Regions from separate parts of the Homo sapiens genome. Here regions 1, 2, 3, 4 and 5 are each linked to region 6. The links are chromatin loops, found by intact Hi-C in ENCODE. Cell type or tissue: HCT116. All regions are shown on one strand.

What was found. A loop is a pair of places that touch in the nucleus more often than their neighbours do. Peaks named below come from ENCODE experiments on the same cell type or tissue, not always from the same donor. Only the 100,000 strongest peaks of a DNase experiment are listed, where the experiment ranks them.
Region 1: a loop joins it to region 6, with 6 times the contacts of the local background. A loop is called at or near these places in 29 of 110 quality-filtered maps.
Region 2: a loop joins it to region 6, with 6 times the contacts of the local background. A loop is called at or near these places in 34 of 110 quality-filtered maps.
Region 3: a loop joins it to region 6, with 6 times the contacts of the local background. A loop is called at or near these places in 8 of 110 quality-filtered maps.
Region 4: it touches region 6 in a loop (3-fold over the local background); 9 of 110 quality-filtered maps call a loop at or near these places.
Region 5: a loop joins it to region 6, with 4 times the contacts of the local background. A loop is called at or near these places in 9 of 110 quality-filtered maps.

The regions. Positions count from the first base shown.
Region 1 is chr7:55,062,578-55,067,577 of GRCh38, reverse strand. The region is part of intron 1 of EGFR (epidermal growth factor receptor); the gene reads right to left. Among named protein-coding and RNA genes, the nearest start is that of EGFR, 46 kb to the right of the region's middle. RefSeq lists an enhancer at 90-666. In HCT116, no CTCF peak of the experiment used is centred here; DNase peaks (open chromatin) are centred at 1,747 and 2,297; H3K4me3 peaks cover 1,943 bases; H3K27ac peaks cover 3,132 bases.
Region 2 is chr7:55,071,188-55,076,187 of GRCh38, reverse strand. The region is part of intron 1 of EGFR (epidermal growth factor receptor); the gene reads right to left. Among named protein-coding and RNA genes, the nearest start is that of EGFR, 55 kb to the right of the region's middle. RefSeq lists enhancers at 1,630-1,799, 1,312-2,511. In HCT116, no CTCF peak of the experiment used is centred here; a DNase peak (open chromatin) is centred at 2,037; H3K4me3 peaks cover 340 bases; H3K27ac peaks cover 1,661 bases.
Region 3 is chr7:54,829,717-54,834,716 of GRCh38, reverse strand. No RefSeq gene overlaps it. Among named protein-coding and RNA genes, the nearest start is that of SEC61G-DT, 73 kb to the right of the region's middle. RefSeq lists a silencer at 209-400 and an enhancer at 2,701-3,900. In HCT116, no CTCF peak of the experiment used is centred here; DNase peaks (open chromatin) are centred at 2,736 and 3,516; H3K4me3 peaks cover 1,973 bases; H3K27ac peaks cover 3,345 bases.
Region 4 is chr7:54,771,376-54,776,375 of GRCh38, reverse strand. All of the region lies in intron 1 of SEC61G-DT (SEC61G divergent transcript), which reads right to left. Among named protein-coding and RNA genes, the nearest start is that of SEC61G-DT, 15 kb to the right of the region's middle. RefSeq lists a silencer at 1,965-2,124. In HCT116, a CTCF peak has its summit at 2,066 (motif pointing left); DNase peaks (open chromatin) are centred at 2,025 and 2,405; H3K4me3 peaks cover 821 bases; H3K27ac peaks cover 625 bases.
Region 5 is chr7:54,786,152-54,791,151 of GRCh38, reverse strand. The region is part of intron 2 of SEC61G-DT (SEC61G divergent transcript); the gene reads right to left. Among named protein-coding and RNA genes, the nearest start is that of SEC61G-DT, 29 kb to the right of the region's middle. RefSeq lists a silencer at 2,064-2,741. In HCT116, a CTCF peak has its summit at 2,391; a DNase peak (open chromatin) is centred at 2,331.
Region 6 is chr7:55,130,903-55,135,902 of GRCh38, reverse strand. All of the region lies in intron 1 of EGFR (epidermal growth factor receptor), which reads right to left. Among named protein-coding and RNA genes, the nearest start is that of EGFR-AS1, 56 kb to the left of the region's middle. RefSeq lists enhancers at 2,124-3,123, 2,064-3,263, 3,777-4,684, 4,990-5,000. In HCT116, no CTCF peak of the experiment used is centred here; DNase peaks (open chromatin) are centred at 1,942, 2,416 and 2,892; H3K4me3 peaks cover 1,981 bases; H3K27ac peaks cover 3,918 bases.

The sequences.
Region 1 (5,000 bases), 68 kb after region 6:
CCGTACACTTAAAAATGGTTACAGTAGTAAATCTTACGTGTATTTTACCATAATTCAAAACTTAAATGTTTTTAAAGTGAAAAAGAGGCAGCAATGGGGTTCTCACTTTAAGCTTCTCACCTCATTTACCAGTAGGTAACTTGTTGGGGCTTTCCCAGTCATTCTGCGTTGTCTATGCAGGCAACTATTTGCTTGAATGTCCGTTTTCCAACAGATGCCTTCCAACACGTGGAACACTCTGGAGTCATTTCCCCATGGGCTCCGGCTCTCCCTTCACACTGTGCTTCTGAATAGTCTTGAAAGCATTGCAGGAGACGACAGCACTTTCCTGCAGACACAACCACCTTGAGGGTTTCTTCTGACCTTTGCTCCTGAAATCCTTTGCTGACCTTTCTGACTTTTGCTCCTGCAGCTGTGCTCACGCAGGTGCAGCCCAATGGTTTTCTGAAACTGCGCCCTACCTCCCTCACCCTGACAGCAGTGCTGCAGGAGAGATGTCACTGTCCCACCAGGCAGGTGAGGAGCCGAGGATGCAGGACTGGCCTAGGTCACCTGGCCAGCCACTGCATGGTGGGGCTGAGGCATAAACCAATGGCAAGGACGCCTGCCTCCCAAGTGACCAGCTCAGCATCCAGTTCTGTAATTCCATGTCTCTGTGGATGCATGGTTTACTTTTACGTTTTGGAATATCTATATGAAATCATGGGTTTTTATGTAGCTGTATCATTGTCAAGCTTGAGAAATGCACACATCAAAGACTTTGTTCCCGTCTATCTCAGAGGAGGAGAAGCTAGGCAGCTGACCTCAGGGAGCAGCCAGAGGCTTGACCTGAGGAGCCTCTTGCTTACTTGTGAATCCACAGCACCCCTGGTGACAAAAGAGAACCTGCGTGAACCCCACCCCACCCCAGCACGGTGGAAGGAATTCAGCTGACTTTCACAATAGCAACCAAAGCTTTTGAACTGCCCTTTTTGTAACCAAGCAAACCAAACTCGACAGTGAAAAGAGATGCCTCTGTGATGTGCGAAAGATAATTCGTTACAGTGAGTTAGAAACTGATTTGCTTACAGAAATTTTGGTTTTATATTTGATTTACTTGTGTGCCGCAGGCTGACGGTAGCCCTGGCCGGAGGAATTCGAGGCTACAACCCAAGCTCCCTTGCCCTGTCGCCTCTGCTTGCACCAGCTCCCGGGGAACATTTCACACCAAATATTTCTTTGTATTTAAAAAAGGACTGTAAATGTCTGAAAATAATAGCTGGCACGACAGTGCCTCATTAGTTATCAAATGCCACACTATTATGACCACGGTATTAATTTTTTAGTTTTCACTTACTGGATTTTTTAAAAATGTAGGCTGTAGTTTTCAGAAATGTCAACTGCCAGAACACCCCCTGCTGACAGGGAAAGAGGCTTTGCAAACATGGGAGGAAAGGACGCAAGAGGGGAGTGCGGCTGTCCTGTGCAGGGGACTCTGTCACACACCACGAACGCCTCAGTCAGACACCTCCTCTGCATGGTACTTTCATCACGTAGTCACTGCGAGGAAAAACTGTGCTAGAAACAACATGCAGCTTTTTGGAAAAGTTTATCTTTGTCAGGATACATAATAGGGCCAGGCTTCAGGAGGCCTTCTCCAGGGTTCTAAAGGAAGGCAAGAGCGAAAGGAATGCAGCCGTAGAGAATAGTTTTGGAATGACAGAGGCCATATGACTCAGCTTCACTTGGCAAAAAAAAAAAAAAAAAAGCCACTTAGTCACTTACTATGTTGTCCCCTTCCCCTTGCCTTCAGCTCTGCCATGCATGTCAAAAGCATGTTAGTGAAGAGGGAAAGTAAAATGGCCACTTTTCTCTGGGGAAACACAGCCATGTCCCTAATTCCCCCAACACCTTCTGGGGACGCTTGAACTCATCGCTGGTTGAATTCACAGCCATAGCTAACATGTTTACAACATGATTCACTGTGTCATGATCTCAAGCCATTTCTTATTCCTTCTGCAACCAGAACCTTTTAATAAATACTCTTGAAAATGGGAAACTGGCTGTCAGTTTTTAGTGACTTTCCAGCTCTTGCTTTATATTTTTAATCTTAAAATAAAACTGATCTTTTTAAAGACACAAATGTGTTAGTAGCCACCCAGATACTTCTAGTGAGTAAATTACTCTTCTGGAATAACAAATTAGAGGCTTTTGAAAGTGCATTAACCCTTTAGACTCACCCTGCGCAGCTCACTTGTGCAGGGAGTTTCCACACAGCGCATGAGTCACCAGCAAAGCTTACTCCTCGTCCACCCCTCTCCTCCCTAGGGAGTAATTTCCTTAGAACATCTCAGTGTTTATGCATTAAAGGCCCAGAATGCAGCAGGAATCTCCAGTAACACTAAGAAATTCCAGAGTTGCACATCTGAGGAAGTGGGGAGGAATCTTCATCTGGCTCTCCCAGTATTAAGCGAGCAATCATCAAAAGTGTCACTTTTCAGATAACTTGAGTTGACTTCTGGAAGCTTCGAGAATGCTTTTTGAGATGCTTTTCAATACATGCCTCTAAAAAATTCACTATAGTGTGCCTTCTGATTTTATTATATTTGGTTTGTGGTATGGTGAGTGGCAGACCTCTTCCAGGAGGACGCAGTGTTGTCACCTTGACCAGGAAATGCAGGGACATGCCCATCTCTTGGGCTATTGGTATATGTGGCAGGTTATTTGCTAAAACAGAAATGATGGAGCCAGTAGGTTTGTGTCTACTTACCATTCTTTTATTCCCTGATTTTCCTTTGTTTTAGACTTTGAAATGGCAATTTCTAAAATTCAGAAGGCTAAGATCAATGAGAAAATCCATCCTTGTATTGTTAAGAAGCCTTTATCTTGTTATATAATGGTTTCACTATCTTTTCTTGGGGCTGTCATAATCCTTTGTGGAAATACAAGAGCTTCTGGTTTCTAATTAGGTTTAAACCGTATCTAAATTAAGAGTAAATGCGCACTGACTGAGAGTTTGAAGAACCAAAGAGAAAAAAGAAGTGCATAAATGTCAGTGGAATCACTTTACAATCTCTGTTTGGTTTGCATGAATGGGTGTTTGTGTGTGTATTTCAAAAGTGGGGAAAATGGACTCTGAAACAGTAAAGGATCCTTTCTGGATGTCTGGATACTAACATATTCTCCTTAACAAGGCAACACAAGCTGCTCTGAGAACAACAGCCAATTCTGGATAAGTGAAATTGCAATGAGTACTCCATTAAATTATTTTCCATGTGTGAATGGTGAAGCTTGCATAATTGGCTTCTAGTGGGGAAGAACACGACACAATTATTATGAATTAAAATTACATCTATTTGACAGTCAAACATGACCTGTGGATACTACATACAACCTATTTTTAAGCATTAATCTATAACTTTGCATATAAACTGCAGGTATTTTTTAATTAAAATTCTAGTATCAAGATCATAGTTTAAGGAAATGTATTATTTTGTATATCAAAAATAGAGGTTCTCTTAGGTTTACAAGTTTTCTTTTAGTCCATGGAAGACTTAACGTGCTTAAAAAAAATCTATTATGTTCAGGCTAATAAATCTACAAGACTTTATATAATTTTTTTAATTAGATTTTTACCACCTGAGGGTTTTGTGTGGAGATGAGAAGCCAAGAAGAGACATACACAGTATCAAGTGAGTAATCCTAAGAATGACTGTACTCATTTCACTGGAATTTTTCTTTTCAGAAGTGAGCAGCTGGCATTTGCCCTCCAGGACGGTCCTCAAGCTGTGGAGCGCACTGATGGTCTTCCTTTCATTTCTGCCTCCTTTCTGAACAGCATACCTTCATCTGCCACTCCATCCTTTTGCTCCACTCCTCTCGAGGTGCAGACCTAGTGTTGACACCAGTATTTACGTCCATGCCCATGACGTCCTTTGTGTTAGTCTGGCTGATGCTGTGTGTTGTCTGTTGGATTCAAGATGGCCCCATCTCAGAAAACTGAGAAAAACTGCGTGTGCTGATGGTAAAATGCTTTGCGAGAACCTCATGGGAAGAGAACTTTTTCCATGAGTGCAAGTTTAGTATTCATTTAAAATACTATTTTTTGTTCATTATATTTCCTCCCATACACCTGGTCTTTTAATCTTAAACACACACACTAACCCCTCCATAATTCTATCTCTGTCCAGAGAATTCCACATCGTTTCAATCACATCAGCACATGTGGTTCGATCTAAATTATGGACCAAAGTAAAATAAGAGCCTGAACCTAAATGACTTCACCAGGGAAGAGGATTCAAACGAGATCAAGGAGGAAATGCGGGGGAGAGAAAACTTGGCCAAAAGGCAGAAAAAGATGTGAGAGGAGGTGAAGGGAGCCAGTTTAATGAGGTCGGTCGTTCTTGCTTCCGGGCACATATTTCTTCATTTCTCTTATTTTCTGAAACTTGACCCCCATGTGTTCTTTCCATTTGACCCTCAGTGAAGAGAATGGAGATGCAACATGAGGTCCTGGAGCAGGCAGACTTTGGAAGCTGACAACCCTGAGCTTGCCTTTGGGGTCTGTGAGTTTGTGGAGAAAGACTCTCCATCTCTGATCCTCTGGTGTTTCCTCTCCTGTAAAAAGGGAACCGTGGTGCCTCTCTCGAAAGCCAATTTCAAGCACTGAAATAAACCAATGGGCTTAGAGCACAGTGCCTGGCATGAGACGGGCATCCACCACATGGTAAGATTCATCTCGTATGAGCAGCAAGGGCTGCACAAACTTTGTATTAAAAGCACATTTTCAAGTTCAGAGCACAGCAGCACATTTTAAGTAGCTTTTCAAAGATGCCACAAGTCCGTTTCTGATATTTTCAAAGAACTGGGGAGGGGAAAAAAGGAAACTGAGAATTCAGAACAGCCCCCAGGACCACCTTCACATAAAATAGCGATGGGAACGTGCAGTAATATGGGACTCTTTGGTTGCTTATCAGTTATGATCCAAATGGCACAAATATAATGGAAGCAAGCACCATGGA
Region 2 (5,000 bases), 60 kb after region 6:
ATAAAGCCCTCATGCAGCTTGGATTTCGTATTAATACATCTCAAGCTTGTACAACACTACTAACAGAATGTTATAATAAACCATACCAGTATCCCAAAGAGATGCTTTAATACCAAATGTCTCATTTATAACAAATTACTAATGGACAATTGCTAGGCTGGACAAGTGAACAAGGACAATTAATTGAGGTAAACAGGCTTGGACATTTCCAGTTGAATGGAAATTTCCACGCGATGTGCTTGCTTGTCTCTTTGTAAAGAACTGTTGTGCAGAGTTCCACTATTGCACCCCCACCCCTTGAAAGCCAGCCCATCTAATTTAATGCTCTTTTTAGCTCAGCAAATTCTGATTTGGAGAGTTGATGTGCATGGATTTTTGTGCAATCTTATTTACAAATCAACTGAAAAAAAAATAAAGAGTTCCAATCCCAGAGTACACTGTGTAGCTCTGAGCGTGCCAGAGAAGGCAGCTGTGGTGCACTTGTGATGGCCTCTGAGGGCTCTGGGTGCTGTCCTCACTACGGTGGTAGGTTCTGCTGCCTGAGTGTATCCATTACAGGAACTCGAGCTTTGGGTGGCCCATTATAACCCAGCTCAAGAGGATGTGTCTCCAAGTTTCAGGAGGAACATAGCTGTACATCAGCTGCAATGTTCCTGTGACCTAATCTAGGGGGAAATTCAGATTGGTAAATTTGTTCCAAAACACATTGTTGCATTGTTGTGGTAGTGGTTGCTAAGTCCATTCCCCAGTGAATATATTCTGAAATTAGATATAAACTATCTATATTATAAAAGCCCTAAAACAGGAAATTCTGTCATGTTGGTCACAGCTCAATTAATAAAATGACCTCCATACAAAGAAGGGTTCAGAGTGAATGAAAAGTGGCCACCGGTGTGGAGGAAGCTGGAGGCCTTCACAGATAAGTTAGGCCCAAACTGTCCTAGGTAGTATCCTCTGGTTGGTGGAATTCTTTGAAACATTTTTTTTTTTTTTTTTAGCTCCTGCTTCAACTTTAATTTGCTCTGCCCTTTAGAAGAATGCAGGCTGCAACCGTGGCCCCTGCCCTGGCCCTGGCTGCCCACTGATGGTCTGGGCTACCTACACACCCTTTGGCCTTCTATTCAGTTACTTACAAATGCTCTTTAAAAGTCTTAAGAAGATGACAAAGTGATTTTACTGGTATTGTGAGTTATTTTAGTTGCTCTTATACTGATTTTCCATGAATGTGATTGTTTTAATAGTAACCTTTGCCAAAGATTTCTAAAATAGATTTCTAAAATACCATGCAATCTCAAGGTTCAAATTCTGGATGAAAATAATGTTTTGTTGAAATGATCTTCCAAAGAGAACACCGTGCTTGGTAATTAGAATGACAGGTTAAGCATTATTCTTCAACTACCATAAGGAAAAATAATCTTGTCTTTGCCACCTAATTGATTTGCTTACTAATTGATTTAAAATGTCCTTTCACTTTAATGAGTCTGTCTATTTACAGTGGTAGTTTATAAGGTTAAAGTATGCATTCCCAAATATTAGATATTCTTTAATCATGTCGTATATCCAAGTTGAAAACAGTAGGTATTTGGGGAGCAAGCAAGACGATATTTAAAATAATTAGGTATTTTTTAAAAATTCATATTATTCTCAAAAATAATTCTGGAAAGACTTCGGTGGCCTTTCACATTGAATGAGAGAATATGATGTCACCACTTACACTTTCTGTTTCTGTTTTATGTTCACAAACCAGGCCAGGGGGCCAGCTGTAAACCCACATTCTATTTTGATTACATTGTCATAACTTTCAGTTCTAACTGGAGAAAGCCAGAATTTAAATCTAGCCAGAGTATTAATGCTGCTCAACCAGGAGGGAAATGAAAGTGGGATCTCAGAGTGAACATGTGGTCCTTCCGAATTTCCTCCTGGACCTGGACAGGACTCATGGTCGAACCCGAGATCCTGAAACATTTTCACCGTGACTCAGAGTGAGCAGGAAGGGTGGGGCTGGCCTCTTTGTTTTCTCACAAGGTTAATAGCGTGTACCTTAGAATGAGCCAGAGCGCAGCAGGGGTAACAGCACATGGCTTAGCCTTCGCGAGGCAGATGTGGTGAATGAGCCGTTGAGACCGCCCCTGACAACGTCAGGCTGTTTGCAGTACCCATGGGCCTCGCCCTCTCCAGACTAGGGGAAGGGTGTGTCTGAGATGCAATCTAAGAAATGATCATTCTTTAAATTCTAAAGGTGAAGAGATGTAAACAGCATTTTAATTATAATTTGCCTAAAATGTGTTTCTTGTAGAGGATAGGCATCCCTGTGCACATGCAAAATCTTGGAAGAAAAATATATGTTGAGAAGGCTTGACTAAGGGACAGAACAAATAGCACGCTGGTTTTCTGTTTTCCTTAACGCTGATAAGGTCAGAAGAGCTGTGAATGTCTCTATGTAATTAACAGGGTGCAAAAGAACAGGAACGAGATTCAGGGGACTCCAGAAAGAACTTTAATTTCTGTTCCTTGGTTTCCTCATGGGACACATGGGACGAAGTATTAATAGCTATAAATGCCCATAACAACTGAGATTTGATAGTAAATTCCAAATTAAGTTAACACTTGAACTTTATAAAAAATACACACTTCATTTCCCTATGGGCCATATACAAAATGTGAGCTGCAATCAAAGTCCTGGCTAGGGAGTTTCTGGTAACGTGTCTGTATTATGGGATGTACACACTGAGAAAAGCATTGATCACTGCACCTGCAGAAGCCTTTCCAGCATGTGCCTCACCCACATACTGCCTGAAAGTCTTCTGAGAATCATTCTATAGTCACAAAAAAATCCCCTGGGAAGGTCCTACACTCATACCTATTTTACAGATTGAGGAAGTGGGTTGAGAGGCTTGATAACTTGTGCAAGGCAGCGTGGCTGGTAAGCAGACACTCTTCACAATTGCACTATGCTGTCTGCAATATCCAACTGCCCTTTCCTTGATCCGGCACATAGTTTGAATTGAGGGAAGTCTTTCAGTATTTAGAAAAATCACAGATGACTAAATGGTAAAATAGCAGAAACAATGAGTGAGAAGTTAGATATTTGCTTCATTCCAAGGGAAGAGAAACGACAAAGTAGTCAGGTAGTTAGCCAAAAGCTCAGCCTCCAAGAGCAGTCAGATATAGCAAAGCCTGAGAATTCCTTATCTAAAAGTAGTGAAATGTGAAAGGCTAACATGAGAAATTTCATCCTGATTATAAGGAAATTTTCCAGACAGTGAAGTGAATTGAACTGTAATCATGTACCTAAAAAGAAATCATGAAAGTCCTTTGTGTATGGCATTTTAGAAACTGACAAGCACACAGGAAAGAAGGCAGGTTCACTGACTCCAGACATCTTTCCATCTGCACTATCTTTTTAAGGATTACTTTAAGGACCTCAAAAGGAGACAAAACAGCAGACTGTTAAAAGCAGCCGTCAATATTTATCTAAACACAATGAAGCAACTGCTTGTGCTACGACAAGCAGTAATAAAATGATGGGACTACCACTGTTGGTCCTATTAGTGGAAACAATTAATAGAAAAATGGGCCAACATGAAACTGTTGGTAACTTTGTAAGGGAAAATCACTTCCCTAAAAAAGGGAACGGCATCAGCATCACCACTCATGAGAGCAATGATTGACACTTCACATGCACCAGCAAACCTCATCCAGCCCGCAGCCCTCTGAGGAAAGCACTGCTGACAGCTCCATGGTGCCCACCAGAAAATGCAGGTGCAGCTGCTTCAGGAGCTTACTCAAGTCCCACAGCTGGTAAGTGGGACAGCTGGGATTTGCACCACATTCCTCTGACTCTGATGAACGTGCTTTTGTCCGTGATATAATGCCACAAATAGAGCTCTAAAATCCACCTTGAGTAGGCAGTATACTCCAAAGTTGTGCAGAGTACAGACTAGTAATAGGTACAATTGCTAGTAATAGCTACAACGCTTAAACTGATGTTGCATACATTTAAAATTAAGTTTGCATTTGAACTTGATAAAACGTGTGCATTTAACTTACTTCCCTGCAGGTCACATACGAAATGAGAGCTGGATTCCAAGGCCTAACCAGGGAGTTTCTAGTATTACTGTGGCACACAGTGGACGCTGCACTGACCACAGTGTGTGCGAAAGTATTTCAGGTCTCTCTACTCCATTTTCTCTGCAGTACTCTCTGACCCAATCCAAGAGAAAAATGTGCTGCAATATTGGCTGTCTTCTGTTGGTGTTGCTAAGTTACTGAATATTTTGCCTTGCCTTGCCCAGAAACTGTGTTAATTGTCTTTAAAGAGATAAGCTACATTCTGGAACATCTTTGTATATGCCCTAAATGTACTGAGTATTTTTGTAAAATAAATTTTGTTCTATTCTTTCTCTCTCAAATATAATTTGGAGAGAACCATGTGATTCTGTACTAATTTGAAACATAAATCTCTAACATATTATTAGTATATAAGCAGAAAAATATCTTTTTTTAGAGTCCTTGGGAGCTGTGCGTGTGCCTACGCAGGCACACCCATGCATCCTGGTAAGACTGCCTAGAAAGGAAGAGACCCATGCTCTGAAAGGGATGATGACATTGAACAGAGAACATGATGGATCACAATTCTGCCAGTGAAGGCAGGGCAGGTGGAGAGGTGGGTGCTGGTCTGGTCCCTGTGTTTAACACAGCCAGGCCATCTGTTTTAGTCCTCTTTTCAAAAAACACATTTTTGAGAGAACTTAATTTATTTCTTGAAGGTTCCGAATAATGAAAAAAGAATAGGCAAAATACAATTTTATATAACAGAAGGCAAATTGAAACACATATTCAAAATGCTTGCTTCTTTTCTTTTGCCCCTAAAGTCTTCACGTGAAAATATACAAAGGCAATTTTGGAAATCAGCATATGTGTTCCTATCTTCTATGAGTTCTCTACCTCACGCAATTAATGGAATGGGAATGGGGGCAGAAGCCTTCCAGCTCTTGAAC
Region 3 (5,000 bases), 300 kb after region 6:
TGCAATTAAACCATTGCCTATCAGCCCCAAACCACCTCTCCGCACTCCGCAGTAGTGATTTTCCGGCAATGTCACTGCCAACTCAATTTCTCCTTTGCGGATTGGTCCCTGTTCGCTTCCGCCACTGGGACACTGGACCAGGCACTGGGAGGCGGGAGGAGAGCCGAGGGGACTAGGGCTGTGGCTCCCTGTCCTTCCTGGTAGGGTCCCTCCGCAAGGACGCTTCGACCTGGCAGCAGCAGTTGGTCATCCTCTTCCAGCAGTTCCGGAAGCAGCGCCTCTATGGCCCCTGAGACGTCTGGGGCCCGCCCTGGGCCTTCAAACCCGAGCGGTCCAGGCAGAGAGAAGCAGACGTGCCGCAAAGGCCACATGGTGAGCTTGACGCTAGGGCGCCCCAGCCAAGGCTCTCAGCCTCCACTGCGTGTTAGAATCGTGGGCTCGGGGCCGGGCGCGGCGGTTCAAGCCTGTAATCCCAGCACTTTGGGAGGCCGAGGTGGGCGGATCACGAGGTCGGGAGACCAAGACCATCCTGGTTAACACGGTGAAACCGGTGAGCCGAGATCGCACCACTGCGCTCCAGCCTGGGCGACAGAGTGAGACTCTGTCTCAAAAAAAAAAAAAAAAAAAAAAAGGAATCCTGGGCTAGGAAGCCTGCAGAGTCAGAATCCTAGGGCAGGAGGCCGGCCCTGTAGAAACGGGTGGGAGCCGGCCACCCGGGATGAGACAGGGTCAGCCAGGAGCCAGGCCCCAACCATTTAGCTGCCGTCCAGGCACCCTCCGGAAGCTTCCCTGCGCCTGCTTTGAACCCATGGTTGCCAAGCGCGGTTACTCATGCCTGTAGTCCCAGCACTTTGGGAGGCCGAGGCAGGCGGATCACGAGGTCAGGAGTTCGAGACCAGCCTGGCCAACATAGCGAAACCCCATCTCAACTAAAAATACAAAAATTAGCTGGGCGTGGTGGCAGGCGCCTGTAATCCCAGCTACTCAGGAGGCTGAGGCAGGAGAATCGCTTGAACCCGGGAGGCGAAGGTTGCACTGAGCCGAGATCGCGCCATTGCACTCCAGCCTGGGGACAGAGCAAGACTCCGTCTCAAAACAAACACAAACAAAGACAAACAAACAAAAAAGAACTCATGGCTGAGAAATGCCGGCCGGATCTCAGCTCCTCTCGGCCCGCGTGTCCAGAAATCGACACGGATTCTAATCAGGGGTTGAGAGACATGAAGAGCCCACCCCCCTCCATCCCACCTGCCGCCAGCACCAGCCCGCACCGCTCTAGGAGCCGCCACCGCTGCGGCCACCGCTGCGGCTTCCCTCGCATGGCCGCAGGGCCTGGAACCAGTGCGCGCCTCGGATGCAGGCTTCGCGAAGATTCGGCAGCCGCAGGGCCGGGCGCCTGGCCACCAGCCTGCACTGCTCCTGCTGTGTTGTGCCAGCCTCAAGCCAGATTTACGTTGCTTCTGGAAAAGAAACGCGTCATTACTCATCCAGGCTCGGAAACAAGCGGCACTTCAGCCTCGTCGCCGTCCCCTGGCTGCACAGGGCGGGCGACTTGGGCCGGCGAGGCCAGGGCTGGACACGGTTCGGGATGAACGCTCCCTGACCCACGTCTGGCCTGCTGCCCACTCAGCCCTGCATTATGGAAGAGTCACTCAGCGTCGCTGCACGCCTCGGTGCCCCTATTCACAAACCTGCAGCCCAGTCCTGGGCTTCCTCCCCCAGATGGAGCAGGCAGGGCTCCAGGACCAGTCCTGTGTGAACCCCAGGCCAGCGAGGTGCAGTCCTGGCCCTCTTAGGAGGAGAATCCTTAGGATCACCTTCCTCTACTCTGCGCTTCTATTGAAAAACCGCATTGCAAGAGGGAAGTGGTGGGGCAGGGAATGGGGAGGCTTTTCTACTTTGTTTGAAATGGCATTACAGCTTCTCTGATTTTAAGAGTAATACATTATCATCGCAAAAAACTCAAGGCAAAAATAATTTCTGTGATATCAACTTCTAGAGATAATTTCTACTAGTATTTTATTGTATTTTTGAGGTACATATTATGAAAAGAGAAAGAGGATAGGTGTATTTTAAAACCAACAATGATTTAATCTTTTTAATGATGTTTAAATGCTTTAATGCTATTTTGTTTACTTTATTTCCATCTGCTATAATCTTTTAACTACTGTTTTGTAAAAATACTCACTAAGATAACTCCTAACACCTTTTCTACTTTATATTTTTTGTGTATTTTTTCAGTGTTTGAAAGTTGTATGGTATATTTTAGAGGACGTGGAATAGATTTTTTAAAAGAATATGTATTGAATCAAATGGTGCACTTAATTCAGCCTAATGTCTTCAAGGTTTACCCATGTTGCAGAAATGTGTTAGAATTTCCTTCCGTGTAAAGGCTGAATAATATTCCATTATATGTGTATATCACATTTTCTTTTTATGGTAGTAAACATTTTATTTTTATTTATTTTTTAGTTGACAGAAAAATTGTTTGTATTTATTATGAACAACATGATGTTCTGAAGTACAGTAGTCTTCCCTTATCTGCAGTTTCCTTTCTGCGGTCTCAGTTACTTGTGGTCAACCATGGTCCAAAAGTGTTAGATGGAAAATTCCAGAAATTAAGAATCAGTTTTAAATTGTGTGCCATTCTCAGTAGTGTGATGAAATATCATACTGTCCCGTCCATCACACCCAGGATGTGAATCATCCCTTTGTCCGGCGTACCTGGGCTGTTATACACTACCTGCCCATTAGTCACTTAGCTGTCTTGGTGATCAGACTGACTGCCAAGTATAGTGTGTAAACCAAAAAGTATCTGAGAAAGGTCTCCATCAATTCAGAAGTTAATTTTGCCAAGGTTAAGGAAATGCCCGCAAGGGAGGTCTGTGCCTTGCTCCAAAGACGATTCTGAGGGCTTTGGTATTTAAAGGGGAAAGAGGGAAGTTGTGGTTACATGACTGAATCCATGTGTTGCAAGAGAAAAGGAGCAGGTAGGGGAATAGCCTATTATGTGTTCTTCTAGCTCTCAGTAAATCGGCGCTTCACTTAAGATAAGGTGAGGGTACAGTAGCTACCTGTGGAGATGTTTAACCTTTTATCTGTACTACTCTGCTTGGGAATAAAAGGAAAAGCAGCTTCTTGCATGACTCAGCTTTCAGCTTAATATTTTCTTTTAGCAGAGTGAAATTAGGTTCCTAAGTTTTGGTTTTCCTTTCGCAAGTATATGTAGGGTTTGGTACTATGCATGGTTTCAGGCATTTACTGAGGGTCTTGGAATGTATCCTCTTGGAATGGATAAGTAGGGACTACTGTATATATACATTGTGGAATGGCTAAATCTAGCTTGCATTATCTCACATAGTTGTCATTTTTGTGGTGGGAACACTTAACATCCTCATTCAATTTTTACACGCAGGTACTGAGTGTCTACCATGTACCAGATTCTGCTCTGATACTGGGGACAGAAGAGAGACAGGCCACACCCTGAACCCACGGAGCCAGGAGCGATGATGAATAAGAAAACAAACAAAAAAAATTGAGCAAGATGATTTCAAAGTGTGGCATTAGGTAGTAATAAACAAGATGATGAATGAGTAGGCAAGGGGTGGGAGAAGGTTATTCAGATAGGATGGTCTGGAAAGGTCTCTGTAGAGGTTGTGTTTGATCTAAGAGCTGAAGGATAAGAAAGACTCGGGGATAGAAGGGACTTGAAATATTACAAGAATGGAAGGGAGGCTAAACTGCTGAAATACCCGTGTGCATGTATGTGTACGTGTGTGTGTGCATGCATGTGTGTGCATGCATGTGTGTGTGTGGTGATGAAAGACAGATGAGGCTAGAGAGAGCCTTTTATTATTGCAAAATATTATGTTTGAAGAGTTTTAAGCTTACGAATGAGACAACCTGATTATTAGATTTAAAAAGATGGTCCTGGCTGCTTTATGAATTAACATTTGTGTAAAGTTTTACAGTTTACACAGTATTTTCCCATTCATAGTCTCATTTTATCCTCATTCCAGACTTTTGAAAAGGTCTTCCTCATTCCCCTTTATTTTTCATTTGTGATAAGAACACTTAACATGAGATTTACCTTCTTAACAGATTTCAAGTGTACAATACAGTATTGTTAACTGTAGGCATGACGCTGTACATCAGATCTCTATAACTTATTGATTTCACAAAACTGCAATTTTATATCCATTGGACTGTAACTTCCCCTTCTCCTCTCCCTCCAGCCCCTAGCAAACACCATTCTACTCTCTGCTTTTATGAAATTGACAGTTTTAGATTCCTTATGTAAGTGAAATCATGCAGTATTTACCTTTCTGTGACTGACTTAGCATAATGTCCTCAAAGTTCATCCATGTTTTCACATGTTGCGGAATGTCCTTCTTTTCTAAGGCTGAATAGTATTCCACTGAATGTATACACCAAACTTTCTTGATTCGTTTACCTTCCAATGAATATTTAGGTTGTTTCTACATCTTGACTATTGTTAATAATGCTGCAATGAACGTGGGAGTATTAATTTCTCTTCAAGATCCTTATTTCAATCCTTTTGAATAAATACCCAGAAGTTGAACTGTTGGATCATATGTTAGCTCTATTTTTAATTTTTTGAGGCACTTCAATACTGTTTTTCATTATGGCTGCACAATTTTACATGCCCACCAACTATGTACAAGGGATTCAATTTCTCTGTATCCTCACCGACATTTGTTGTCTTTGTTTTTTTGATAATAGACATCTTAACAGGAGTAGGGTGATATCTCACATTGTGGTTTTGATTTGCAATTTCTTCGTGATTAGTGACACTGAGCAACTTTTCATATACAAGTTGGCCATTTGTATGTTTTCTTGAAGAAATGTCTATTCAGGTCTTTAGCTCATTTAAAAATTGTGCTACCAGGTTGTTTTTTTTTTTTTTTTTTTTTTTTTTTGCTATTGAGTTTTAGCAAATATTGTAGCAAATATGTTTCTTAAGTATTTTGGAAATTAAC
Region 4 (5,000 bases), 360 kb after region 6:
ATTAGGGATTTTCAAAAGGGGAGGGAGTGTGTGAATAGGTATGGGTGACAGACATCACGGACTTAACAGGGTAATAGAATATCACAGGGCAAGTGGAGGCAGGGCGAGATCACAGGACCACAGCACCCAGGCGAAATTAAAATTGCTAATGAAGTTTCAGGCACCATTGTCATTGATAACATCTTATCAGGAGACAGGGTTTTGTGATCAACTGGTCTGATCAAAATTTATTAGGTGGGAATTTCCTCTTCCTAATAAGCCTGGGAGCACTATGGGAGACTGGAGTATATTTCATCTCTGCAGCCTCGACCATAAGAGACAGGTGCACCTGGCGGGGGGGCTGTTTATAAGCCTATACCTCCAGGCGCACATTCTCTTTCTCAGGGACGTTCCATGCTGAGAAAAAGAATTCAGAGATATTTCTCCCATTTGCTTTTGGAAGAAGAGAAATATGGTTCTGTTCTGCCCAGCTCACCGGCGGTCAAGAGTTTAAGGTTATCTCTCTTATTCCCTGAACAATTGCTGTTATCCTGCTCTTTTTTCAAGGTGCTCAGATTTCATATTGCTCAAACACACATGCTGTACAATTTGTGCAGTTAACGCAATTATCACATGGTCCTGAAGCGAAATACATCCTCCTTGGCTGACAGGATTAAGAGATTAAAGTAAAGACAGGCATAGGCAAGCACAAGGGTATTGACTGGGGAAGTGATAAGTGTCCATGAAATCTTCACAATCCACGTTCTTCTGCCATGGCTTCAGCCGGTCCCTCCGTTTGGGGTCCCTGACTTCCTGCAACAGGAGTTAGTCACAAGATTCCAGGGAAACCACAAACAAGAGGTGGGAAGCAAATTAATGACAGAGTGAAGCCCTCTGTGTCAGGCGCTTTGCACACATTATCCCTGGTAGTCCTCAAAAGCAGCCCTAGGAGAGAGGTCTGGTTTCATCTTTTCTCTGGAAAACAAACTAAAGCTCAGGGAGCTTTGGTAACAAGCTCAAGACATTAGCAGTAGTGGTTGGGAGCAGAACCAGGCTGTAAGCCCAGGGTTTCCCTCTTCCAGCTTCCGCTTATCTCCCCACAGTGCGTGGAACCTGGGTGGGGCAGCAGGGCCATCAGGGCTGCAGGGTTGGGCCTTAGCGAGGGAAGCTTGTCAGGTCCATGCATGGCCCAGCTAGGAAGTTAGCCTTTACTCATGGTCTGAGGTTCCCTGTCTCCCGGCTCTTCTGTTTGTCAGTCCCCGATCCCTGCCCCACACCGCCCCCCAGCCAGTGACTGCGGTTGTCCTAAACTTTGTCCTCTGGTTCTTCAAGGCAGTGGGATGTTCTCCATGTGAGCTTTCACCATCCACGTGGCACAGACCAGGGGCTGCCCCAAGAGTACAAGTCGTGGAAATGGGAGGTTCACCGGCACCTCCTCCTCCTGTAGGACCCCGCCCTCGGCCGGCCCCTGCCTGCCCTCTCTCCAGTCTGCACTTAGCTGCTCTGTACATGGAGGCTAGAGTCCACAGTTATCTGTAGAGTTCTAGAGTTCGTCTGATGGACACAACTTTGTAATTACCAAGAAATAATTTTTTTTTTTTTTTTTTTTTAAAGACAGTCTTGCTCTGTCGCCCAGGCTGGAGTGCAGTGGCATGATCTCGGCTCACTGCAGCCTCCACCTCCCGGGTTCCAGCGATTCTCTTACCTCAGCTTCCTGGGTAGCTGGGATTACAGGCACATGCCACCACACCCAGCTAATTTTTGTATTTTTAGTAGAGAAGGGGTTTCACCACGTTGGCAAGGCTGGTCTTGAACTCCTCACCTCAAGTGATCTGCTCGCCTGGGCCTCCCAAAGTGCTGGGATTACAGGCGTGAGCCACTGTGCCTGGCCCAAGAAATACTGTCTTACACAAAACATTCTGAATCAAACGGATGGTTTCCAGAATGGATTCATTTTCTTTTCCCCTCTGCTAATAACCTGGTCCTAGGCTCCCTTAGAAGACGCAGTTGCTGCAGGGTTTCCCGCCTCCGAGCAGGTGAGGGCATTCACGCTTCTGCACTGCCCTCCAGTGGCTGACTGCCTGAAATGCGAATCAGATTCTCTGGGAAGCAAAGCGCTCTTCCCAGAGGTAAGGCGACTTCTCAGGGGCTTCCATTATGGAGTAACAAACCGCAGTAGACATGAGTCTCCCTAATAACGAAATAGATTACTGGATTGCAAACTATTTACATTTTTCACTTTTATTTGCAACAACAACAGAAAAACAAAAGCTCTTGAGATGTTTAAAGGATCCGTGACGTAGTTATTGAGTGTAGACAGTAATTAAGTATATTAGAGAAGACTCCCATAAGCACCTGGAGAAGAAAGTACTGAGGACAATCGTGTCAATGACGTGAAGAACTGCCAGGTGAAATGAGACTTTATTGAGAAAGACGCCATACACTTTTGCTTTCTCTGAGTAACACCGCCATCTTGTGTCTTTTCTCCATACTTCCGATAAAACTAGGCAAATCTTTTGCTACTTTGAGCACTTCTAAATGTTTTCTAATAGAAAACATTTTTGGAGCTTTGGGATTCCAAAGCATTTAGGAGCTTTGGAATGTTCTTTCAAAGCTCAAACAGGAGAAAATACACATAAACTCTTCTTAAAAAACTGCATGGAGGTGTAGTTTATATTCAATAAACTGCACCTTTATATCAGTTCAAGGGGTTTTGGCGAATGTATACACCCAGTCAACCTCAACACAACATGTAGATTTCCATCACCTCCCAAAGTACCCTTGTACCTATTTACAGGCAAGCTCACCCCAGCTCTTGTCCAGGCAACCACTGATCTGCTTTATGTCCGTTCTGACTTTTAAGAATTTCATCTAAAAGGAATTATATAGCATGTACTCTTTTGTGTCTGTGTAAATACTTGCTTTTTCCATTTAACATAACACTTTTGAGATCTATTCATTTTGTTAAATCTAACAGTATCTTATTCATTTTTCCTTCTCAGTACTATTCTCTTGTATGAATATACCCCAATTTATTGACCCAGTCTCCTGTTGATGGGCACCTGGCTTGCTTCCAGTTTTTGACTATTAAGATTGCTATGAGCAAATGTGTGTAACAAATGTGTACAAATGTTCTCATTTCTCTTGGTAAATACCTAGAAGCAAATTACTGGTAGAGTAAGTAGATATTTAACTATAAAAAAACAGCCAAAGTATTTCCTAGAATAGTTATACCATTTTCTTTTTTCTTTTTTTCTTTTTTTTTTTTTTGAGACGGAGTCTTGCTCTGTTGCCCAGGCTGGAGTGCAGTGGCACGATCTCACCTCACTGCAACCTCCACCTCCCAGGTTCAAGCAATTCTCCTGCCTCAGCCTTCCGAGTAGCTGGGATTGCAGGTGACTGCCACCACACCTGGCTAATTTTTGTATTTTTGGTAGAGACAGGGTTTCATCATGTTAGCCAGGCTCATCTTGAACTCCTGACCTCAAGTGATCCACCTGCCTCGGCCTCCGAAAGTGCTGGGATTACAGGTGTGAGCCACCGCGCCTGGCCAGTTACACCATTTTCTATTCCCACGGCAATCAGTGAGAGCTCTGGCTGAGCCATGTCCTTGTCAATATCTGGTATGATCATCCTTTTGAACATTGATTCTAATGGGTGTGTGGAGGTGACTCATGATGAGTTTAATTTGCATTTTCCTGCTAACTAATAATGCTGAGCATCTTTGCATGTGGCTATTGGCTATTTGTATATATTCTTTGGTTAAAGTCTGTTTAATTCATTTGCTTCTCTCACTTTATAAAATTGGGTTATTTATCTTCTAATTATTGAATCATAAGATTTCTTTATATATGATGCTCTATAAAAGTATCTTGTCACATATATATATCGTTATTTTTTTCCTAGTTTGTGACCTGCCTTTTTATATTATTAATAGTATCCTTTGGGGAGCAAACATTTTAAATTTTGATAGTCTAATTTATCATTTTTTAAAGTTACAGATTTGTGGGCCGGGCGCAGTGGCTCACGCCTATAATCCCAGCACTTTGGGAGGCTGAAGCGGGCGGATCATGAGGTCAGGAGATTGAGACCATCCTGGCTAGCACGGTGAAACCCTGTCTCTACTAAAAAAAATACAAAAAGTTAGCCGTGCGTGGTAGCGGGCGCCTGTAGTCCCAGCTCCCTGGGAGGCTGAGGCAGGAGAATGGGGTGAACCCGAGAGGTGGAGCTTGCAGTGAGCCGAGATCGCGCCACTGCACTTCAGCCTGGGTGACTGAGTGAGACTCCGTCTCAAAAAAAAAAAAAAAAAATTATAGATTTATTACCTCAAAAATGTTTGCCTACATTGAGATCACAAAAATTTTCTCCTACATTTTTCCTAGAAGTTTTATAGTTTTACTTTTTGCATTTTCATCCATGATCTTTTTCATGTTAACTTTTGTGTATCATATGTTGGAAATACTAAAGTTTTTTTTTTTTTCCATACAGATATATAATTGTACCAGCATCAGCTCTGTTCCTGTTCTTAGCTCCTGTTCTTAGAGAAAATAAGTTCAGTCTTTTGCCATTAGGTATGATGTTAGCTGCACATTTTTAAAAGTGCCCTCTATAAGCTTGAGAGTTTCTTTTTATTCCTGCTTTGATGAAAGTTTTTGTAATAAATGTGGCTAAATTTTGTCAAGTGCACTTTTTCTTCTAGTCCTAAGGGAGAAAAAAACATTTTCCCCTCCTATTAATGTGAGGAGTTGCCTTGGTTTTTCAAATATTAAGACAACCTGGCACTTCTAAGAAATGTTCCACCTGATTGTAATATATTGTCCTTTTTATACATAGATGGATTCTATTTGTTAATATCTTGTTAAAGATTTTTGCATCTAGATTCATGAAGAATATTGGTGTAAAGTTTTCTGTATTTGTCTGGTTTTGGTATCAGCATGATGCTGGCTTCAAAAATTGAGTTGGAAAGGGTTCTTTTTATATTCTGAGAGAGGTTATGTTTTATTACAATTACTATTGCTTTT
Region 5 (5,000 bases), 340 kb after region 6:
GTGAGAACAGCCATTTCTAGGACTGTAGGATTTTAACACCTGGATGTCTGTTTCTATAGAAATACTGAGAAACAACAGGCAGAGGGTGGGTGGTAGGCACTGGACCAAGATGATTTTAAGAATTTCAATCAAGGAAAATACCACATAACTTGGCTCTCAGAAAATGAAAGGAGATTCAGGCATGAAATTAAGGACCCAACCAGCTTAGTTCCTGAAAACAGCCAGCATTCTTCCTGGAGCTGCTGTACGCGCTGGGCCCTGGCCGGGTGTCTGTGTGGCACTAAGTCCCCAGAAGAGGGTCTCCCTCCGTGGGGCAAGAACTGCTTGAAACAGGGGGTACACCAGATGCCTCAGCTCCAGAGGGAAGAAGACCTACAGGGTCCTCATGTCACTCAGTGAAAAGCACTGTGGGGCCACCCATGGCTGTGGTTTCAGGTGAGAACTGCAGGAAGAATTCTGAACTCAGGTAGAGAGAAGACAAAATGTGTTGAATATGAAAACTCACGAGCACCAGAGGAAAGCAATGCCTGCCTTCTCCAGGTGCCACCATACCCCATGCGAGAGCTGATGTGCTCACTTAAGGGTTCTAAACTCCAACTTTACAAAAGCAACCTCAATCACCTTCAAGGGCGTCTGATGACATCTGAGATAACAGAATTGGGCTGTGTGGGTTACTGGACTCAATTTCAAGATTGTCTCAGAAATGTTTTTGATTGACACGTTTCTGAATCAAGTTCCTGTGGGTATATATGTACGAACTTACCAGGGCTGCAATATTTTGAGACTCGATGGTCAGATGGCAACTCTCCCCTGCTCTTTGATGATTGAGATGGGGAAATGTCTGCAACAAAATGCATGGGAATCCTCAACGTCCTCTCAAAACCTGGAACGGCTCCAAGGTTCCTTTCACCCATTGCTCCTACTTCTATCCCCCATGGTCCTGCAGAGCGAGGCTGGCCCTCTTTCCGGTGACTGCCATTAAGGTGGCTGCAGATGGTTGGCAGCATCTCTGAATTCTCTCTTCTTCCGTGTTTCCTCAAAGGAGAGGATTTTGAGTCCTTCAACTGTCTTTGTTGCATTTTTTTCCCGAATGTGACAGTCTATCAGAAAATATTTGGGCTTAGAATTTAACACTATATTCCTCAATAAATAATCATGAAAAGCATCAGAAAGCCAGTCTGAAGACTGCAGAGAAGAGCAGGCCTACTATGTGCAGACGTCTCTCCTGCTGTAGCATGTGGTAGGCTCACATCTGTAGAGCTCTAGAAACAGCATAGTACCAGAGACTGACGCTCATGTGTTCTCTGCTAACTAGAAACTGAATTCATAACTTAAAAATTGAGAGCAACCAAAATAACATTTAATACTTGAATGAATAAGCAAACTGCAGTATATCCAGACAACAGAATACTATCCACTGGTTTAAAAAAAAAGAGCTCTCAAACCACAAAGACATGGAGGAACCTTAAATGCATATGCCTAAGTAAAAGAAATCAGTCTGAAAAGACTCCATACTATATGATTCTTAATGTACAGCACACTGAAAAAAAAAAAACTATAAAAATGGTAAAAAGATCAGTGGTTTCCAGGTGTTGAGAGCTACAGGGAGGAGCATACATAGGTTAAGCACAGGGGATTGTTAGGTCAGTGAAAATATTCTGTATGATGCTATGATAATGGATGAGTGATACTGGCATATGTGAAAACTCATTAAACTCTACAATACAAATTATCCAACTATATAACAAAAGGGTAAACCCTAATTTAAATTACAGATGTTAGCTAATAGTAATGTACTAACGTTGGTTTGTTGGTTGTAACAAAGGTACCACACCAATGCAAGGTGTTAATTTTTAAAAATAGCCAGAAACCAAAAAAACCAACCTCCAAACAAAATAGAAAGTACTCTTCCTAAACTCTTCTGCTGCATTTTCCTGTGGGTTTTGAACCCAAAAGGAGGCTTTGAGGCAGCCCCTGTCCCACCACATTGCTCGCTGCCCCGACAGGAGAGTTTCTGACCCTGATTCTGTTGCCCGACACATGGCTGTTCTTTTGTACATACATGAGTACTTGCTAGCCAAATATTTGGTGAGCATGCTCTTTATTCATCCATATGCCATGAATATAAGTGAACGGAGCAATTTATTCAACAACTATTGTTAAGTAACTGGTAGGAAGCAGGCATTGCTAGGTGTCATTGAACAAAATGGCCAATAACCACTGTCGTGGAGCTGAGACAGTCAGCGTGGCATCGTAATGAGGTATGCAGTGACAGTACTGTTTGACTCACTGCATCATGTGACAGCAGGTGGAGAACGCAGATCTGGGTGGGATCCTACTTCGCTAGTTACTAGCGAAGTCTTCTTGAGAGCTGACTTTACTTTCTGAGCTTTAGCGCTCTCTTCTGCAAGTCCAGGGTCATTACTTCTGTGGAGAACTTTTTTCAAGCTTGGAAAAGACAATGTATACAAACTCCAGCAGATCGGGTTTTTTGAGGCAGGAATTCTCAACTGTTTCTGTCTCTGTCCCTGTGTTTCCGTTTTACCCCTTCCACCCACCCACCCACACACACACGCATATGCGCGCACACACACACATATTTCCTTCTATAGTTTCCTATTTCCTATTTAAATGAATGTTACTGGTAAAAAAGGAAATTTGCTCTTACATGCCATGCAGTGTTCCTAGGGTAACTCTTTAGTCTCCTAGTTGGTGACTGACACGTTTTAAAATATGTTCCAGATGTGGGGTGGGGGGAGGGGGGAGGGATAGCATTGGGAGATATACCTAATGCTAGATGACGAGTTGGTGCAGCGCACCAGCATGGCACATGTATACATATGTAACTAACCTGCACAATGTGCACATGTACCCTAAAACTTAAAGTATAATAATAAAAGAAAACAACAACAACAACAACAACAACAAAAAATCTGTTCCAGAATTTTTAACACTCACTATAACAACATCGTAGATTGGAGAATGCAGCATATTTGGATTTGCCAATTCCAATCTTCTACCACCCTGACGCAAATCCTGCATGCGCAACCAGAGAAACTACTGTAATGTGACAGGGGCCCTTGATTTCTGTGAGGCTGCAGCGGGCAGCTGAGGGGAGAAACTGAGCCTGGACAGACAGGGGCCTCCAGAGTTGGAAATGGGCGACGTAACTTTGGTGGATAGACAAGAAATTGTGAAACGTGAAATGCTGATGGAATTATCCTAAAATAATTGATCATTTTGCTCCGCCGGGGTGATAAGGAGTGAAGTGAGGAGCTGGGGTAATAGATCCCAATGGTGCAAAGTGCAGGGTGACTTGGAATAAAAGAGTGGAGAAGGTGAAGAGAATGAGTACGTGGTTTAGTGGGATTTAAGTTTATTATTTCAGAGGTGGGATAATCACGGTGCTGGCTTAGCTTAGGGTGTGGCCAAGAGCACAGACTACTCAAATAGCATGGAAGTGAAGATTGTCAGAGTATAACAGAAGAATGTTTTTAGAAAAATAATAACAAGGAATAAGTATCTGTACCTGATATCAAAACATACTGTAGCATCATGTTGAAAACAAAGAAATATGAATGAAAAATATAAAAACATATGAATGCAAATGCGTAGAGAGCCCAGAAATTGACCTAGATTAGTGTAGGATTACTATAACCTTGTAAAACAGCAAAACATCATAAATGATATTGGGTTAATGATACAGTGTTGTGGAAAAAAATAAATATACAACTATATTCAAAATTCCCAAATATATCAAAGAACAAGATATTAAGGAAATTATAGATGGGCCAGCAAAAAGGCAGAACTTTAAAGTGTTGATAACATTCTAAGAATTAAGGCAATATAAGATAGAAGAGAAAAATAACAGATGCAATTACATAAAAATATACAATTTTTCTAAGTAAAAGAAAGGATAATATAAAAATTACAGAAGAAGATTGGGTAAGACATACAAATAGAATGCAGACATGAAATAAGGCAAGTGGTATAAACAAATATAGCCCTCATGGAAAGTTAAAAGGCTATAAAAATATTTATACGACTCAGACCAGTATTCTAACTCCTAAGGATTTATTCTAAGAAAACAGTGGAAAGGAAAAAAAGTGAAGTCCATTGAAGTATTGATTGTAACGTGATCTGTAACTGTAAAATAATAAAAAAAATAAAGTATCTAACAATAAGGAAATGGTTAAGGAAATTAGGACATAGTAGCTAAATGGCATATTTAGCTATTAAAATAGTAATTTAAAAATATGAAATTATATTATGTAACAATAAAATATTTGAGAGAAAAATTTAAGGCTATGGCTATAATTATTTATATGGTTACAGACATGAAAATAATAGACTAAAATGTAAGGTAATTACTTTGTGAGTTAGGTTTATGGATGACTTTTTTCCTACAATTTTATTTAAGAGTTTAAAATATTGTTTTATAAGAAAAGTATGGGAGCATGAAGCAGACGGCATGGGCAGGAAAGAAAGCGGAGCCGGCTCCAGGTCTCACTGAAACCAGGACGACAAGGTATCCAGATGAGGCACAGGCTGAAAAACGTCTAGACTGAGTCCGAGGCTCAAAGGCCATTTCCTAAACACTGAATTCTCTAACTAACACTAGAGTTAATTTGTGTTACTCACAGGAGGCGGGTTTGCTCTAGGGTGCAGAGAATGGGGACTGGAGGAAGGAATGCTGGAGAAGTGTTGTTCTTGGTTTTGAATCTGACAGACTGCCCATGTCCTAACCACACACACACACACACACACACACACACGATAACTACTGGGGGACATGGATGTGTTAATGTGAAAATTATTACACAATGAATATGTGTATCAAATTATCACATCTTATGCCTTGATTGTAACTGCCTTTTAAGTAGTTTGGTGGCTGAACTGGGTTTCTTTGCTATCTGAGCCATTAATTTCACAGAAGTCTGACAGGGGTGCAGAGTGCATGAGGGCCCTCTTCTGCCGTGGGTCCGTGCTGGGACAGTGTA
Region 6 (5,000 bases):
GTAAAAAATTTACAAAAATCAGTGTTAAAGAAGGCTAAAGAAGGCTATCTTAAAAAATACATTCCTTAAAAATTGAGAAATAATCATGTACATCTATGAAGACACTCAATTTACCACATAAAAAAATTTTATAAATTGTGACTATAGAACTAGACTAGTCTATGAAATTGATTTAAACCACACAATAGTTTGTAATAATGGAAACTAGAAAACCTATAGTTGTGAGTCATAATGAAATAAGTGGTTAAACCAAAGTAAATACACTTATTTAAATTTTCATTGTGGGTTTAATCAAAACTTTTGTGGGATGGAAAAAGTCATAATTTTGAAGACAACTTTTATTCACAAAGCAAATTTTATGTTTTTTCCTCAGTTGTTCCTTATTTTACCCTATTTTATTCCACAACTAATAAATAGTTCTTAACTGATAGGCATCCAAAGATACCTGTCAAACTGAATGTGAATCTATATTGGAACTTGAAAATACACATGTGATACTCAAAAAGTCCTTTTGAATTTCTGACAATCTTCCATGTACATTATAATATGCCTTCTGGACTAAACATGCCAAGCTGCGGCATGCCCAGCACAGCTGCAAACTCATGTATCTCTAATTAAGTTAACAAGCAGAAGACTTGAAAATAACATCTCTTTATTTTGAGTTAGGGAACAGAATACCCAAACTGGTGGACTTCCAACCCCATGATTCTCCTTCTAGCCATTAAAAGAATCCAAAGCCAAGCTTGTGATTTGTAAAATATACACTAAGTAGAGTGAGAATACCTCTTGGGAGTTCCCACCCTCTTGGGAGTTCACTGATGCTTCTGATCACAGGAAGGCCAGTTCACAAGGGACTGTGGAATATGCTTCCAGTGACATCATCAAACTTCTACAGTGTGAAGATTGTGATGGTACCATTATGGGATGATCTCTAGCCAGTTATCTCAACATGCTGGGTCTCAGTGCTCAGTGTACTCTGATTGACATGGGGCCAGCTCGGCGAATTTCACAGGGCAGTTGTGAGCAGTACTGAGATCATGGACATGAAAGGGCCTCAGAAATCATAGATCTCTCTAAATATGGAGCATGACACTGAGGCTTCACATGGCAGCAACTATTGCAATCTATTTCTGCCTATGTGCCTTCAATGATAACTGTTTTACCTTCATTGGTTTTTAAACTAATAATCTTAAATCACTTTCCATTTTTTATGGGCAACTGAATGGCTAGTAAATCAGAAATGAATTTGACCTGTTATTGGACTATAAGAAACAAAATTGGGCTAAAAAAGATTTCAGAAAGCAATACCCGTTGATCTGTTATGTATTCAATACAATAGTTTCATTTTGAGTCCCTACTGTGTGCCGGGCAGCACCCTTTGCCCTGGCAGGCAGTTTCTCATAACGTTTCCATTTTAAACACAAGGACACACAGGAAACAAGGCTTTTGGACGGAGGAAGGCAGATGATTTACCTGGAACTGAACCTGGATATGGCTGGGGTGGGCCTCACTGTGTCCTGAATCCTGGAACTGGACCTGCATGTGGCTGGGGTGGGCCTCGCTGAGTCCTGAGTCCTGGAACTGGACCTGTGTGTGGCTGGGGTGGGCCTCACTGAATCCTGAGTCCTGGAACTGGACCTGGATGTGGCTCGGGTGGGCCTCACTGTGTCCTGAATCCTGGAACTGGACCTGCATGTGGCTGGGGTGGGCCTCGCTGAGTTCTGAGTCCTGGAACTGTATCTGTGTGTGGCTGGGGTGGGCCTTGCTGAGTCCTGACTCCTGAGCAGGGGACATTGGAGAAAGGACAGGATGCTGGCTTCGATTCAAAATCCCTCTGTGTGAGAGGATAGATAGCAGTGAGCGTGCTGGGCCTGGCTTTCCTTCCTAGACAGAGGGTGAGTAAACGCCTCCTCTCGGGCCAGCATTCTACTTGTCTAATCTCTGCGCTGAGACTTTTGCTTACTCATGTTCAGGGGCTCTCTCTTTACACACAGGCATACTTTTGAACTGAATAATACCACTTCCCCTCCAAAAGTCTGTGGGCCAGGCCGGTGCTTGCACTCTGTGCCTCCACTGTGTCCAGGGCATCTGCCTTGCTGCTTCAGGGCCGTGTGGCTCCTCCAGTGGCGCCTCAGACCTGCCAGAGAAGGGCAGTGCAGAGCCAGGGCGGCAGGAGCCCCAGCAGAGCTGGCCTCTCCCTTCCTGGCTCGCTGGGGAGCCGACAGCACCACAGAACCCGGGGTGGGACAGAATGGGGCAGTGTGGACGTGGGGATGACGGAGATTGCATGATTATCACCAAAGGTGAGCTCAGAGACATCTGGTAGAAGGTAGGGGGAGATACAGAATTCCTAAATGGGGTTGGCATCAAAGATCACTGCTGGAAAATCGGCTTCAAAACCCGGCCAGCTGACTTCAGGAAGCCAGCTCTTTGTTCAAAGTCAAGACTGCCCTGTGCTACCTCCCTTCCCCTCTGACTTCACGTCCCTCTTTGTTACTGGAGAGCTGGTGAGCACCAGGCAGTAGAAAGGTGCCAAGGGCTGCTGGGGGCTGCAGACTGCACAGCCCAGCCCAGCCTCCACCACCCCAGCAGGCTCACTGGGCAGCTCACTCTTTCTTCCTCAGCTTTGCATGAGACAGCTCAGTGCTGCCTGCCAGGGTGCAACTCTTCTCTTCCTAGACAGGCCCTCACAACCGAAGGCACCCTAGCAAGGTGATGTGCAGGTAAAGACAGGCAGGGCTGCCGGGAGTTCACCTCGCTGGGCGCTGTCTCACCCAGTCCACACACCTTTTCTCCTCTATCTTCTATTCAGTTCAGGCCCGTGACTCACTCCTTGATGACAAAGGCTGAGTAATATTTCCCATATGAAGCTGTTTATTTGCTGGTTGAGCTGTCGCCCTAGAAGTCATGTGAATACCAAGCATGGCTGAGAAGCTCCGTGGCCAGATGGAGTCAGCCACAGAGGTTGCATGATGACCCTTTGGCCAGGCTCACTCCACCCTGCTCTGAGATGCACACCAGGCACCAAAGTTGCTTGTTCTTTTGTTCATTAATTCAACTACAACATATCTAGTAAAGTAGCGCGAAGGTAGCTGCTAAGGATGAATCAGAAGTACTCACTGCCCTGAAGGAATATGTGAGTCCTTTGGGGAGGCAACTTTACACATGAAACAGTCACAGGACATCTCAGAGCCATGCAGTGTAGAGGTGTGCTAAAGGAACACACGTCAGAAAGAGAAGTCAGTCAGCTCGAGAACTGGGACGAAAGCACCAATATTCCTCATTACCAAGCAAATGAAAACATAATACTTCACATTCAGATTAGAAGACTACCTTGCCTACAAGTGCCAAGTGTTGGGCTTGGTGACTTCACCATACGTAAAATACATAGTCCCACCATTTACCACTAAAAATAAAGTTTCTTCCATTTCTTTTTTTTATGCCTTCCCATCCTCTGGATTCGAATTGGGGGATACAAGTTATTATCCTTCCTGGTTTGTTCATAGTTATCTGTAAGAAACACATCTTCATTCATTCTTCTTATAGTCAAAAATCCTGAAACAGATATGTAATTTGCAAGGAAATAAAAGATCTCTGACTCAAAAATTGGGATTGGAAATTCTTTTTGCAAATGTTTATCTGCAGAGAGATTTTGTTTGGCTTCCGTGGGGTGGTGCATATCCACCCCTAGCCCAAGATGGTTTAAATGTTCTTTTAAAATTTTTCTTCAATTTTTACCCATGTTTTTTAAAAAATCAATCTCTACTGCAGAATTGCGATTTAAAGCCATCTCTATAAACATACACACATTTACATTGGTTTACCCATGAACATTAGGAAAAAAGCATAAAAGCCCCTCTTTCAAAAAAAAAAAGACAACCAAAAATCGAAAGAAAAGAGCAATCACAAAGACACCAGGAGCAGGTCAGTGCACCAGTGTGCTTCTTTTTTTTTTTTTTTTTTCTGAAAGCAAAGATGCTCCCTGCGCTTGTCCCTTTGACCTCTGCAGCACTGGGCCACAGAATGGCCACGTCTAGCTGCTCCACTGTTCCATGACAGCTGTTAGCCTGGGAGGCTGTGCTGTGTGAATGTCTCTGAATGCTGACAGCGCAAGGGGTCAGCAGCAGGGACCTCAGAGCATGCTGGACACCCCAGGGCCTCTGGACTTTTCCCCCGAGGGTCAAACATGCAACTCTCAGTACTGACAGGAGCAGGACAGCCAGTGAATTGAATTGCTGGGGGGCAGAGGGCGCTCAGTGCCTTTGGGGTAGCTTGGGGAGAAGCAGCTTCGAGAGGGAGTGTCCGAGGGGCCCAAGCCGCCCCGCCTGTGGTTTCTAAGCCGACCCTAAGGTCTAAGCTCGCATGGTGCTGCTTCAGGCTGGAGGTGTTCCCTGAGTCGTCGTCATCTTGTCCTCTTTACTGCGGGGAACAGATGAGAAGCAGTAAAAGGAAGAAAAATAACCTTCCTAAAAGATTACTGACTCAATTTTACCAATGAGCAGTCCACTGCTTGCTTTTTTCAAGTTATAGAAACATGTCATGTTGTCAGCAGAACGATGCAGCCAGTAGTTTATGTTCATGTCATAAAGTGTTTGAAGAGTGAAAAAAAAAAAAAGAAGGTGGAAAGCCAGCCTCTGCCGGCAGTTTAGTCGACAGAACCACAGGCAGCTGCACTGTTACTGGCACATGTCAGTGGGCACTGGGCTCAGTGGAGTCCATGGTTTGGAATCCTGGTGCCACCCCTATGAAGGCAACATCTTAATCATGTTGGGTCTGTTTTCTTCATTTGTAAAACAAGGACTCATGTACCTGTGACTCCTGGGAGGGAAGTGAGAGGGGAGAGTCCCTGGTCAAAGCACCTGGCCCCTTAGTCAGACTTGAGTCTGAGTGAGACTAGAGGGGTTGCACAGGAGGAATCCCGTCCCTTTCTCTAAGCACTCAGAGGTTGCCGGCCTGCCCTCCTGCTCACATGTTGTGATGACCTCACCATGGAGCGGGGA